2 separate regions of the Homo sapiens genome follow, and region 1 is linked to region 2. Evidence: chromatin contacts called from ENCODE Hi-C or POLR2A ChIA-PET data. All regions are on one chromosome and are shown on one strand. The core of a region is the stretch at or near the end of the contact, and the rest is flanking DNA. Distances in the headings are between cores, read along the strand shown. Region 1 has its middle 54 kb from the start of RAB27B. Region 2 overlaps LOC124904307 (a long non-coding RNA gene).

Region 1 (6,636 bases), core at 305-2,804, 510 kb before region 2:
ATCCCTGTACCCAAGAGATCTAAGAGAACTGCAAGTTCTCTGTCCTGCCCAAGTACTTTCTCTTCCTTCTCACTCACTGTTAATTATTTACCATTCTTGATGCCCTTCTTTGCTTAAACAGACCAAAATTCAAATTCTTCAATCCTGTAACATTTCATGCATTTTATTAAAAAGTTATTGTAAATTTGAGGATTTCTCTCACATTTCCCAGAATGTATACAAATAAAGCATGCTTCTAAGCACCATATTTTTATGTGTGATCTATGTTATTGTGGTCAGATTTATTTATTATTTTAATTTTTTTTTGAGACCAAGACTTGTTTTGTCACCCAGGCCCAATACAGTGGTGCCATCTTGGCTCACTGCAACCTCTGCCTCCCAGGCTCAGGTGATTCTCCTGCCTCAACCTCCCGAGTAGCTGAGACTACCAGTGTGTGCCACCACACCCAGCTAATTTTTGTATTTTTAGTAGAGACGGTGTTTCGCCGTGTTGTCCAGGCTATTCTCAAGTGATTCACCAGCCTTGGCCTCCCAAAGTGCTGGGATTACGGGCATGCCTGACCATGCCAGGCCCGAGATTTATTCATTCATCAAACCTTCACTGTGTGACTGACATGGTGCTGGAGATAGTCTAGGCATTTTGGTCATAAACTTGAATAAGACTCCAGAGGTGTTCACAGTCCAAGAGGCAGACACACAAACCAACAACTGCAGAACATTGTTGACATGGCCCACACAGAAATCTGCACAGGGTATCATGGCAGCACCCACTAGAATCTATCCTCTGTGAGGATAAAGAAGTTGTCTGTTTTACGCACTGCTGGTTTTGCAATCTCCTAAAATGAGTGATGACTACTCTCTTCTGGATTGTCCTTATTATGATTCATTCAACCACAAGAGATGGAGGTTTCAGGAAACCCCCAGCCAGTTGGGCTTTACTGATCCCTGTTGCCTACACAACGCAGGGCTCAGTAATACTCAATATGAATCAGGCTGCTCCTGCTTTCTGCCTGAAGGTCAGAGGCTTGATTTTATTGAGGCCTCAGAAAAGGTTTGGTTTACTTGGTAGTTGGGGTGGAATAGAAAAGTGTGCGGAAGGGATGGAAGGCATCTCTGCCTCTAGCCAGGCTTTGCCTGCCTGAGCAGGAGACCATTTCCAGGATTATGGGCAAATTTCTTTCCTCATCAGAAACACTAACAGGCTACTTTCTATGACATTTTCTTAAAAAACAACAACAACAACAAAAAACACCGCCAAGCAAATTCAATTTAATTTGCAAACAAATAGGATTTATACACAGGAATTTGCAGATTCTACACATTCTGATTTTTGTACAACTCCAGCATCTTTTCCACAAGAGATTTTTGGTGGAGATGCCAGCAAGTCTTATAATTTTCCCATGATTATCTTATGACATCACCACACTTCCTGGTGCCTGGTGCACTGCAAGGCACCTAGACGCCCAGTAGGTGGATGATGTTGAATGACTGTGCCGAGGCTGACCATGAGCTGATATGAGTGACCGGTGCATTGGCAAGAGATTGGGGAATATTAGAAATTGGCTAGGTGACAAAGAGGGGAGTTTCATGAGCATTTCAGGAAGAGGCAGCAGCATGAGCAAGAGCTCTGAGTTGAGGCAGCATAGATGTGGAGGAAATTACAAGTAGTTTCATGGGAGAGGGATATAGAAGTTGATGAAGAGATAGACAAAGTTAGATTGCAGGAAACATCATATGTCAGATTCAATTCACTGCAGCAGATATTTATTCTGGGGTCAGACTCCATTTGGTACATATACATTAGTGGCATCCTGAAGGCCAGGAGGCAAAACATGACAATTGACAGAAATAGGAAGAGTTTCCGCATGATGAAATGACCGGTTTGTAGCCTGAGGCAGCAGGCTTTTGGAGACAAATCTCTGGACACATTTTCCTTGGCAATATGATGCCAAGAGGACAAAACTTAGGCCAAGAAATCTACCCTGTTTTCTGGAAGAGTAATGGCTGGAATATTGTTAATTTGGCATCAATTCCAGATTTAAGAATAAGGTCTGAAGCGCAGCTGCTCCATTCTATCATTTAGCTAATGGGAGCTTGAGGATTTGCCAGACATTGTTTCTGGGCCTTACACGATTTCAGAGCTGTTTTATGTTGATGCTGTGGTCATGGCCTCTAGGAAGATGCCACGCCAAAGAAGGGGAGACACAGTCCCAAGTTGTGCCTGGATGAGAAGCTGAACACCTGTTCTGAGGTCAGGCTCTCTGAGGAAGCAGTAGGAAGGACAGAGGCCAAGTTCCTCCCAGGATGCAAAAGCAGTGACTGATAGCTCCCGACAGCACACAGGCTTTTTTTGTGTTTATTCATTCATCCACTGAGCAGATATTAATTAGGTGCCAAGCATTTTTAAGGTATAGTTCTAGGCTCAGGGCTCAGGGGATGCAGCAGTGAACAAAACACAAGCAGCCTCTGATCCCGTGAGGGGAGGCTGAGAATATACAAATAAACATCAGCTACTTCAGATACAGGAAAGTTCTGTAAAGAAAACAAAGCAGGATAATGGGATAGAGAATGACCAAGAAAAAAGAAAAGATGCTATTTTACTGGCTTAAACAATTGTTGAACAGTGTTTCTTTATTACAGAATAGAAACAAAAGTGAAAATGAACAGTCTTGACCTCTCTGGATTGTAAAGGGAATTAAAAGGAATGTGTTTATGAAAGACTTAGCTATCTCTCTAAAATGCAATAAGCATCAATCATCAGTTGCTTACATTTTTACTGCCAGTTTTTAATGAGGATGAGGATATTCTAGAGGTTAAGCTCTCTTAACAGTAGTCAGGAGAACTGGCTTCAAAGCCTGTCAAATGCTCTGTGTTTGGATTCTGGTTCTACCCTGAAAACCATGTAACCTGAGTCAGTTACTTTATCTCTATGAGCTTCTGTTTTCTTACCTATAAAATGGAAAAATAATAGTACCTTCTTTAAGTTGTTGGAAGGATTATTGAGATTACACATCAAAAGTGCTTGGTTCAGTGACTGGCACAGAATAGATACTCAATATAAGTTACCTATTAACATGCTAATATTTTTGGAAAATTTTCCCAACATTAAAATCAAGCCTTCTAGGGTTATAATTGTTTCTGAATAGTAATACATGATTTTTTGTCTCTTACCATCACTTGTTGGAGGAGGTAGAGTAGAATGCTGGTTGAGAGTACAAATTGGCAGGGATGCCGTGTGTGTTAGCTATTCAGTTGCATAGTTTCTTGAAGGCGTCTCTGGTTATTATTTGAAGACAATAATAGGAAAAAAAATAGAAGTTGTATTTAGTTAAATTAACTAACCTATTCTGGTGGTAGAAAGTAGATTGTCTCAGCCGGGCGCGATGTCTCATGCCTGTAATCCTAGCACTTCGGGAGGCCGAGGCGGGTGGATCATGAGGTCAGGAGTCCAAGACCAGCCTGGCCTTGGTGAAGATAATGAAACCCCATCTCTACTAAAATACAAAAATTAGCCGGGTCTGGTGGCAGGTGCCTGTAATCCCAGCTACTCGGGAGGCTGAGGCAGAGAATTGCTTGAACCTGGAAGGCAGAGGTTGCAGTGAGCCGAGATGATGCCACTGCACTCCAGCCTGGGTGACAGAGTGAGACTCTGTCTCAAAAGAAAAAAAAAAAAAAGAAAGTAGATTGTCTCTTGCTTTATGTCTCTCTGTCCTCTGCTAGAATGTGAATCCTCATGGCAAAGAATCCTTCTTATTCGTGTGTATCTATAACACCTAAGATAGTGCCTCGCAGAGTTATGTGCTTGGAAGATAGGACTACCTGTGACAAAATTCACAGTGAAAGAGTAAAGACTATCATACTGCATCATAGAATGAAACTAAGGTTCATGACCATGGCAATACCTCTGTCCCTTTCCTTTGCAGAAGCTTTGTGGTCTGTTTCCTTTTGGGAAAACCAGGCCAAATTCATCTCTACCCTTGGTGCAGCCACTCTGCCTCTACAGCCCCTTCACCAAGGCAGCACGCCATGGTTGCTGAGCTTCCATTTAGAAGGTACATCAAGAGCATCTTTGAAGAGAATGGGCATCCCTGTATTGAATGATGACCTTAGTAACAGGAAAATTTTGATCACTCTAACTATTTACTTGACTCTAAAAACATTTATTTCCTTTAGTGCTTTAGAAAATGAAATTTCAAAGCTAATGTCTGCTCAATTTAATTAAATTCAGGACAGAAATATGAGATGGCCTTTGCCAAATGAACCAAAAAAGGATTGGTGAAGATTTAAAAAAAAAAAGAAGTATAGGCATGGCAATTGATCTATGGCTTTAAAAACATTCTGAAAATACAGTGGATTTGAAAGTGCATGTAAACACAGTCATGGAGTAAGAAATGTGTGAAAGGAGCACCGAATTAAATTCTGAAGCAAATTGATATTATTCTTCCAGATGGCAAAGGGAAAGTTGTACAAAGAAAGGAGGAAACAGATGAAACCATGAAGGACAGCATGCAATGCAATATACAAGGTAGGTATAATCACCATACCTAGCCTGATGATTATACCAAGCATATCCCTAATGAAAACTTGTTAAATAAGTGAATGAATAAGAAGCATGGCTTATAGTATTGATTATGCAAGAGATTCAATATTAAATATAACATCTTAAGGGTTTTTTAAATAATTAATAAAAGAGACTGAGTTTGGAGTAAGGATTTTAACTGTCTTAAGTCAACGTAACTAGTTAAAGGCAAAATGTCTCTTGTTTTCACACTGGATGTCTATTTGAAATTTGGCTGCATATAACGATTAAAACGAAAGATCTCACATTTTGATTCAAATTGCTGTGTGGAATCGTAGGAACAATCAACATGGATAAGCCTAGAGGCCAATACAGAATTAAGGATGAGCCACCACAACATTCTCTTTTCTCCAGAAGAGGCAGGAGAGCTCTAATTCCCAGTCTTCATTTGCACATGCTGTTATTCACAGATGAATAAAGTGTGCCACTTTGTTAGTCACCCCCTGGGTCCATAGCATGTAAGCACAGAGAGGAAATGGTCCAAGAACCATTGGCATCTAACCCATGATACATTATGTTACTAAATATCTGGCATGGAAATTGGCTAAACCTCATCAGGCAGTTGCCAAATGTCATTTAACAAAGCAGTCCCTATCCAGGACCTCTATGTGACTATACTGATAATATTGTCACTAGAGGTGACGAGACACATTCCCTAAAGAAACTCATCATTAGAAATAAACATGGCAGCTCACCAAAAAGCAAAAGCAACATGAAGAAATTAAAGAGGAGCTTTTCAGTAAACCAGTGTGTTTGTGTAGGTTGAATGTGTGTGAGTCAATGTGTTCAAATGTGAAACTCTTTATTCCATTAAGTAATAGAGATGATATATTTTTCTCTTAACTGCCTAAAGTAGTGAGTAGGCTTTGCCAACATCATAAATAAAACAAATCCTCATTCTTGCTTGGGGTCTTCAGATCACAGTATCCAAGGCTGCTTGGGTTTTAGTCCTTTCTTCTAATGATTTTGGAAAAACTGAGTGAAGATTTCTCCTCAGCCTGGCTTCTTTATAAGTAGAAATATCCCCTACTACCTTGCCACTCATGAAGTCAAATGTGAGTTTTTAAAGAGAATGTGAAGGAGTTCTTTTGATGAACTTTTTTCTTACTTTACAAAGTCTTTTTAGAGCCATCACACACACACACACACACACACACACACACACACACACACACACACTAAACTATCAGCTCTATCACCATAATACCATTTTGTACTTCCAACTTTGATTTCTTGCCTCAGCTCCAGATTTCCAAATTGCCATCTATTATTAGGCAATTCAAAATGAATGTGTCCAGTGTTGGGCTCGTTGTTGCTCTACCCTTAGAAATGTTTACCTCACTTCGACTTCTCATCATGAATGGCACAGATATGAGTCCAGTCGCAATCTAGCCAAGACCCTGAGACATTAGACTCTTCCGTATCCTTCAACTTCCACACAAGTTCTGTTACAAACTCATGTTATTGCAAATTCACCAAATTGTATACATTAAACATGTGCAGTTTTTTTATATCAATGCTTCAATAAAACTGTTTATGAAAACCAATTAGTGTTCATTTTATCTATAAAATGACTCTTCTTTCAGTGCCTTCTTGGCCAAACTGACTGTCACTGCCTTAGCCAGAAGTCAGCATTTTCTGGATAGTGGCAAAAAATACACATTGGTCTCTCTTGCTCACCCCATCTTACTGCAGTCTAATCCATCTTCCATCCTCATACTGCATGGAGCCTTCAAAATACACATCTGTTCATGTCTAGCCACTCCTGAAGACCCTCCAGTTTAACAAGAAAGGGACAGAACCTAAATGAGAAAAACTAGTGTCTCTGCTCCTAGAATTAACATATAAATATAATGCATTTCTAATTCGAACCCCAAAAAGATTTTTTGAATTGAATCAAATGATGCTGGTGTTTATAATGGAATAAAAAGACCTGCAGAAAATGTTGAAAAACAGAAAGGGATATGCCTTATCTAATACTAGAAAGTACTATACGTCTGCTATTAAACAACGTGGTATAGCAATAGGAAAAAAAAAAGATCAAAGAAACAGAACTG
Region 2 (6,720 bases), core at 3,867-6,366:
GCTAATTTTTTTGTATTTAGTAGAGACGAGGTTTCACCATGTTGGTCAGGCTGGTTTCGAACTCCTGTCCTCAGGTGATCCACCCTCCTAGGCCTCCCAAAGTGTTGAGATCACAGGCATGAGCCACTGCGCCTGGCCTTTTTTTTTTTTTCTTGAAGGCTTTGGAGTTAGGCCCACATCACAAATTTTAGCGTTTTGTCTTTGTTCCATTCGGCTGTTAGCAAACTTGCAAATCCCTAGACCTGAGTGATTAATGTGATGGGGTGGGAAGGAGTGTAACTGATAGTAAAGACACAGGTGGCCTTGTAAACTCATATGATTAGCAACTATGTTAAGGTTTGCTGTGTTTTGTTTGTTGTTGTTTTATTTAAAGACACTGTGACGAATTCAACCACAGAATTTTTAACATCAAAACTGAATAGGATTTGATACATGAGTGTTGTAGTCAGACAAAATCTCCAATCCAGACCCTCCATCATGCTGTGTGACTTTGGGCAGGTTACATAACTGCTGTGAGCCTCAGTTGCTCTACTCTTAAAAAAAAAAAAAAGTATTGAGATTGAATGAATGGATAAAAGCTACCATATACTGTAATATCCTAATGTATATAAAACATGTGGCACATAGGAAGTGCTCAGTAAATGTCTATTCTCCTTGCCTTCTATTAGGATACCATGTGTGCATGTGTGTGTTGGTGTGTGTATGTGTATGTTTTACAATAGAGGAAATTTGGAAATTCCTCCATGCCTGTATGTATGTATATACACTATATCTGTATAAATACCCAAATTAACACATATGTTTGGTTTTTTATATGATTCTACTTCTTATCAAATAAAATATTAGAACCTTGAGAAACCCTTTAAAGCAGCCATTCCCAACCTTTTTGGCACCAGGGGCTGGTTTCATGGAAGACAATTTTTCCACAGACAGAAGGGAGGGGGATGGTTTTGGGATGATCCAAGTGCGTTACATTTGTTGTGCACTTTATTTCTATTATTATTACATTTTAATAGATAATGAGGTAGAATCAGTGGGAGCCCTGAGCGTGTTTTCCTGCAACTAGACTGTCCCATCTGGGGTGATGGGAGATAGTGATAGATCATCAGGCATTAGATTCTCATAAGAAGCATGCAACCTAGATCCCTCGCATGCGAGTTCACAGTAGCGTTCAGGCTCCTGTGAGAATCTAATGCCGCTGCTGATCTGACAAGAAGCAGTGCTCAGGCAGTCATGCCAGTAGTGGAGAGTGGCTGTGAATACAGATGAAGCTGCACTCCCGGGCCCGCTACTCACCTCCTGCTATGCGGCATGGTTCTTAACAGGCCAGGGACTGGTTCTGGTCCATGGCCTGGGGACTGGGGACCCCTGCTTTAAAGGATATGTTGATGCATCCATGAAGAAAAGGGAATAACAAGCAGAGCTGGGTCTCAGTGGTTTGGAAACAAAATCTTCCTCTTTGCATATTTAATTCTTAGATGTCTGGACCAGTTCTTTCAAAGTCTGCTATCTAGGTTATAAATTACCTGTTCAGAGAGCTAGGCTGCTATCTTTGTGAAAGCTGTTTGATAAGTCTAGATAGTTGTTTGGTGGTTTTTCATTTTATTTAGTTATTTATTTATTTATTTTGAGACAGAGTCTCAGTCTGTCTCCCAGGTTGGAGTGCAGTGGTGCGATCTGGGCTCACTGCAACCTCTGCCTCCTGGGTTCAAACAATTCTCCTGCCTCAGCCACCTGAGTAGCTGTGATTACAGGCGTGTGCCACCATACCCAGCTAATTTTTGTATTTTCAGTAGAGACAGGGTTTCACCATGTTGGCCAGGCTGGTTTCCAACTCCTGACCTCAAGTGATCCGCCCGCCTTGGCCTCCCAAAGTGTTAGGACTACAGGCATGAGCCACCGCGACCCAGCCTACATAGAGAGCTTTTGAATTGAGTGTCTCTTTGTCCACTAAGTGCTTCTTGGACAACATTCAGTGGTCTGATTACTAATAGACAACCAAAGTTTGTTTTTCTTTTCATTCTTCCAGATAGAAAATGATATAAACACTAAAATACTATGGCAGATGAAAACGGTCTCTCTAGAAGAGCCCTAGGCTCACTAACATTCAACATGTTGCTTAAGTGAGACAGTGTTAAAAAACAATGCACGTAATCAAGCCCTCTTTAGTTAGTTGCATTTATTTCCCCATCCGTTGTTTAATTTGAAGAGTGGCTTTTAATTTCGTGAAAGGATAGAAAAGTAGACCCTTGGAAATCCTAGGGGAGCAAGCAGGGCTGGCTTGATGAGTATGTGACGTAGGCAGTCACATAGGGCTCAACACTTGATTTCATATTCTGCTCTTGTCTTGAAATTCTTAATTTTTTAACAAGGAAGCCCCATATTTTCATTTTGCCCTGGACCCCAGAAAGTATTTAGCAAGTGCTGGAAATAAAGAAGAGAAGCAGCACTAAAAAGGACACTCATAAAACACCTGTATATCAAGCACAGGGCTAAAAGCTTGAAACAGGTCATTTCATTCAATATAATAGCCCTAGAGGGTAGATGTCAGCATCCTCATTTTACCAAAGATGAAATAGCCTAGGAGAGATTAACATGCTTGCTCAAGGCTATGAATCTAGTAATGGCAGATCCACTTTTCAGAATTTTCCACAGTGAAGAATTCATTAATAATGTTTTCTCCATATAGGAAATCAATTAGCTCTGACCATTTTCCTCACTGCTTCAAACACCAGACGGCTGGTAGTGGGGAGAATAAACATCCCTCAAAGGTATTAAGAGGCACGAAAATAAAATTTATATAAGCTAACGTGTCTCATTGTTTTGGAATGTTTTAGGAAAAAAGGATTTTGGGGTTTGATTCTAAAAATCCCTACTCCCAGTTTTAATTAATAGGATCTAATCTAGAATAACTTCAGGAAATAGCTGTCTTGAGCTTGGGTCATAACTGTATATTTAAGTGCCAAATGAAGAAAACAATTTCAAGGCAGAATAGACATAGTTAATTAAATAATATTATGGTCAAACAAAATTTATGGAGGAGCATGGATTTACAGAGCGTGGCTAGTGGATAAAGAAGCTGGAGGCATTTTAGAGCTTCAGAAGTCAAGACATGCCAACACGGTGGCTCACATCTGTAATCCCAGCTACTCAGGAGGCTGAGGCAGGAGGATTGCTTGAAGCCAGGAGTTTGAAGCTTCAGTCATGTATGATTATGCCACTGCACTCCAGCCTGGGCAACAGAGCGAGACTCCATCTCCAAAAAGAAACAAAGAAAGAAAGTCAGCACATTATGAACTTAAATACATTTAAAAGGATAAGCATGAACTCCCATGTCAGTGGAGGGTAGGAAATAGGCATCAGTGGTTACTTCTCTCCTCTTAGCCAAATTGGCCACATATGGCTCAGAGGAAGAACACTAGACAATGTTCAAGGTATTTCATATGAAGAATGTGAGGGTGTTTGTGTCTGTATTTTATGTTGGTGGGTGGCTAAGTGGGTAGAGTTGACCATGGAGTTAAAGGAGCAATTTGAATTGGCAAAGGCACAGAGGATTTGATTTTGTGAGGTCTTTGGCCTAACGCAATCGTTCTCAAGCAAGCTGATTTTGTTCCCTAGTGAATATTTGGCAGTGTCTGGAGATATTTTAGGTGGTCACATCTCTGTGTTGGAGCTCTGTGCTACTGGCATCTAATGGGTAGGGGCCAGGGATATTGCTGAACATCCTGCAGTGCAAAGACAAACCTTTATGACAAAGAATTATTCATCCCAAAGTGTCAATTGGTCCGTGGTTGGGATACCAGTAGTGTCTACACCACCTTGCTCCCAACTAGCCTCTTCAGATTAGGGTCTCCAGTTGTAATGAAGAATTGGTCTTCAGTTACGTGCTTTTAATTATAGATAGGACCAGGTTTGGTGGCTCATGCCTGTAATCCCAACACTTTGTGAGGCCAAGGCAGGAGAATGGCTTGAGCCCAGGAGTTTCAGACCAGCATAGTGAGACTTCGTCTCTAAAAAAAAGTAATAAAAAAAAAAATTAACCAGGCCTGGTGGGACATGGCTGTAATCCCAACTACTAGGGAGGCTGAGGTGGGAGGAATGCTTGAGCCTGGGAGGTTGAGGCTGCAGTGAGCTGTGATTGTACCACTGCACTCCAGCCTGGGCAACAGAGTGAGACTCTGTCTCAAAAAAAAAAAGAAACACACACACACACAAAAGAAAAGAAAAGAAAAGAAAAAAGGGTATAAAAGATGAAAATAAGTATTATTTAGTTGCTTCTCACTGTGGGAATTTACATTCTGATACTAAAAAACAAATGGTATGCATTTGCTGGAAAAGAAATTTAAGAAAAATATCCACGGCTTGGCGTGGTGGCTCACACCTACAATCCCAGCACTTTGGGAGGCCAAGGTGGGCTGATCACTTGAGGTCAGGAGTTCAGGACCAGCCTTGCCAACACAGTGAAACCCCATCTCTACTATAAATCCAAAAATTAGCTGGGCATGGCCCATAATACCAGCTACTCAGGAGGCTGAGGCAGCAGAATCACTTGAACCCGGGAGGTGGAAGTTGGCAGTGAGCAGAGATCCTGCCACTGTACTCCAGCCTGAGCGACAGAGACTAGGTCTCAAAAAAAAAAAAAAAAGAAAAGAAAAGAAAAGAAAAAGAAAAAGAAAAAATATCCACACTTTTATGGAGCTTATGAATTGCCCCTAGGGTGAAAAGCTAATGAGTCAGGAATAATTTGAAAAGCGAAGAGACTAAAACCAGAAAACACAGGCTTCAAAAGGTTAAAAGCAAACTATAATTATGCTATGCTGGCTGTAGTACAATGTACATGTCCTGCGGTATTTACTTACCTTTCATCCATGGGTCTCAAACCTTTTGCATGAACATTTCAAGTGTCCAAAGAAACCTTTTTTTTTTTTCCACCATCACATTGCACACCATAGCTGCAGATTGCAGTTTCAGGTTTACTCTGTGTAACCTAAAAGTATCTGCTGCACACCATGTGATTGGGGCTAAAAGAAGGTGTAAGAGACTGGAGTTTTTCTAACAGTCATCTTCTTGCTCTGACTTTTCTTTGTGGTGCTGTAAAAGTCTGATGAAAAGCCTGCATAGTCATTTCAGTAATGATATTTTAAATGTTGTTTGCCAGGGTGTGTGCTTAATGGACCTAGCCTCATCATTTTGGATGGAGAGAGGTGCAGACCAATATGATCACAATACAAGTCATTTGGTCCTAGTTTGTAAATAAAGTCTGCAAGGTTCAGCCATTGACAGAAAGAAACTACGTGGTGTCACGTAGAAGGTACAAGCAGATCAGTAGAGATCAGGTATACTGTTTTAAGTTTATAGACATTTAACTTTAATGAAACATTTTGTAAAGTACCTCTTTTTCTGATTGCAAAAGTAATACATTATTATTATAGAGAATTTGAAAAACATAGGACTTAAGAAAATGATGGAAATAATCTGTAATAATCCATAATCTTGATGCTCAGAAAACCATGCTTTAATCATTTTTTCACAAAGCATGACAAAAAGAAAGTTGCGGTTTTTTTTTTTTTTTTTTCCCGAGACAGAGTCTCACTCTGTCACGCAGGCTGGAGTGCAGTGGCACGATCTTGGCTCACTGCAACCTCCACCTCCCAGGTTTAAGCAATTCTCCTGCCTCAGCCTCCCAAGTAGCTGGGATTACAGGTGTGCACCACCATGCCCCACTAATTTTCTGTATTTTCCATGAATAAATTTGTGTATTTATTTACCAAACCACGAAAACCACTGTAAGATGCATTGCCTAAATAAATGACACAGAAAACGTTCTATCCATGTATTTGTTTTTAATGTTAATTCGAAGAACATGAATAAAGACAGTCTCAACTTCATCTTGGAAATGCTAACAAATTCAACTTAATAATCTCCATTTTTCTGGTTTGAGATTAATATAAACTCTCTATAAAGAAAAGTAATGCTTATATTTATAGGACTTTTTCTTACTGTTGCTTCAAAGACTTCATTGAAGTACTTATTGATCCTAAAATTACTGCTTCTGTGTCTACTTAAAAATTTTTTTTCTTCATATCCATTGTTTAAGAAATCTTACTAAAACAAAAAGGTATAAACCATAAAGTTAAAATCCTTCCTAATCCCCACTCCACCTTGAGGTGACCATTGCTAACAAAATTTGATACATTTAGGCTTTTATTTATAATATTCTTAGTATAAGGAAGACACAATGAAAAATATTCTAATTCACATGAGTGGGATCACACTATGTATACTATTTGCATTAGACTTTTTTACCTAGTATATCTTGAACACCATTTCCTTTCAGTGCACAAAAATGTACTGCATTCTTTTTAATGGCTACATTGTTTCACCAATTCCATAATCATGGACACTTATTTCTGATTTTTTGCTGTTACCAGTAATGCTGCAGTGAACATTCTTGTTCATATACCTTTGTGCCCTTCTTCATGGGTTTGATCCCACCCTTCCCTAAGACACATCCAATCTCCTAAAATTCTAGAATAATGTTATATTTTCCAAATTCTCCATCATAATCATGGATTACTTTTTCAATTAAAAAAATGAGGTACTGGCTGGATGCAGTGGCTCACACCTGTAATCCTACCATTTGGGGAGGCCAAGAAAGGAGGATTGCTTGAGTGCAGGAGTTCAAGGCCAGCCTGGGCAACATAACAAAATCCCATCTCT

Evidence for each region. Hi-C counts contacts between places; a loop is a spot of excess contacts on that map. ChIA-PET counts read pairs that join two places held with the same protein, here RNA polymerase II (POLR2A). Pooled maps may share reads with other maps.
Region 1: a pooled map shows a loop between it and region 2 (8-fold over the local background). The contact joins two enhancer-like sites. A Hi-C loop is called at or near these places in 4 of 50 pooled maps. POLR2A ChIA-PET finds 5 or more read pairs at or near these places in 2 of 52 experiments (SK-N-SH and WTC11).

What each region holds. Positions count from the first base shown.
Region 1 is chr18:54,770,714-54,777,349 of GRCh38, reverse strand. It overlaps a transcript of RAB27B not described here. Among named protein-coding and RNA genes, the nearest start is that of RAB27B, 54 kb to the left of the region's middle. Within about 2 kb of position 1,554, at least 8 of the 41 ENCODE cell types and tissues checked have a DNase peak (open chromatin) inside an H3K27ac peak, as active enhancers do.
Region 2 is chr18:54,262,432-54,269,151 of GRCh38, reverse strand. All of the region lies in intron 1 of LOC124904307 (a long non-coding RNA gene), which reads left to right. Among named protein-coding and RNA genes, the nearest start is that of POLI, 3.7 kb to the left of the region's middle. RefSeq lists enhancers at 124-273, 5,105-5,154. Within about 2 kb of position 5,116, at least 2 of the 41 ENCODE cell types and tissues checked have a DNase peak (open chromatin) inside an H3K27ac peak, as active enhancers do.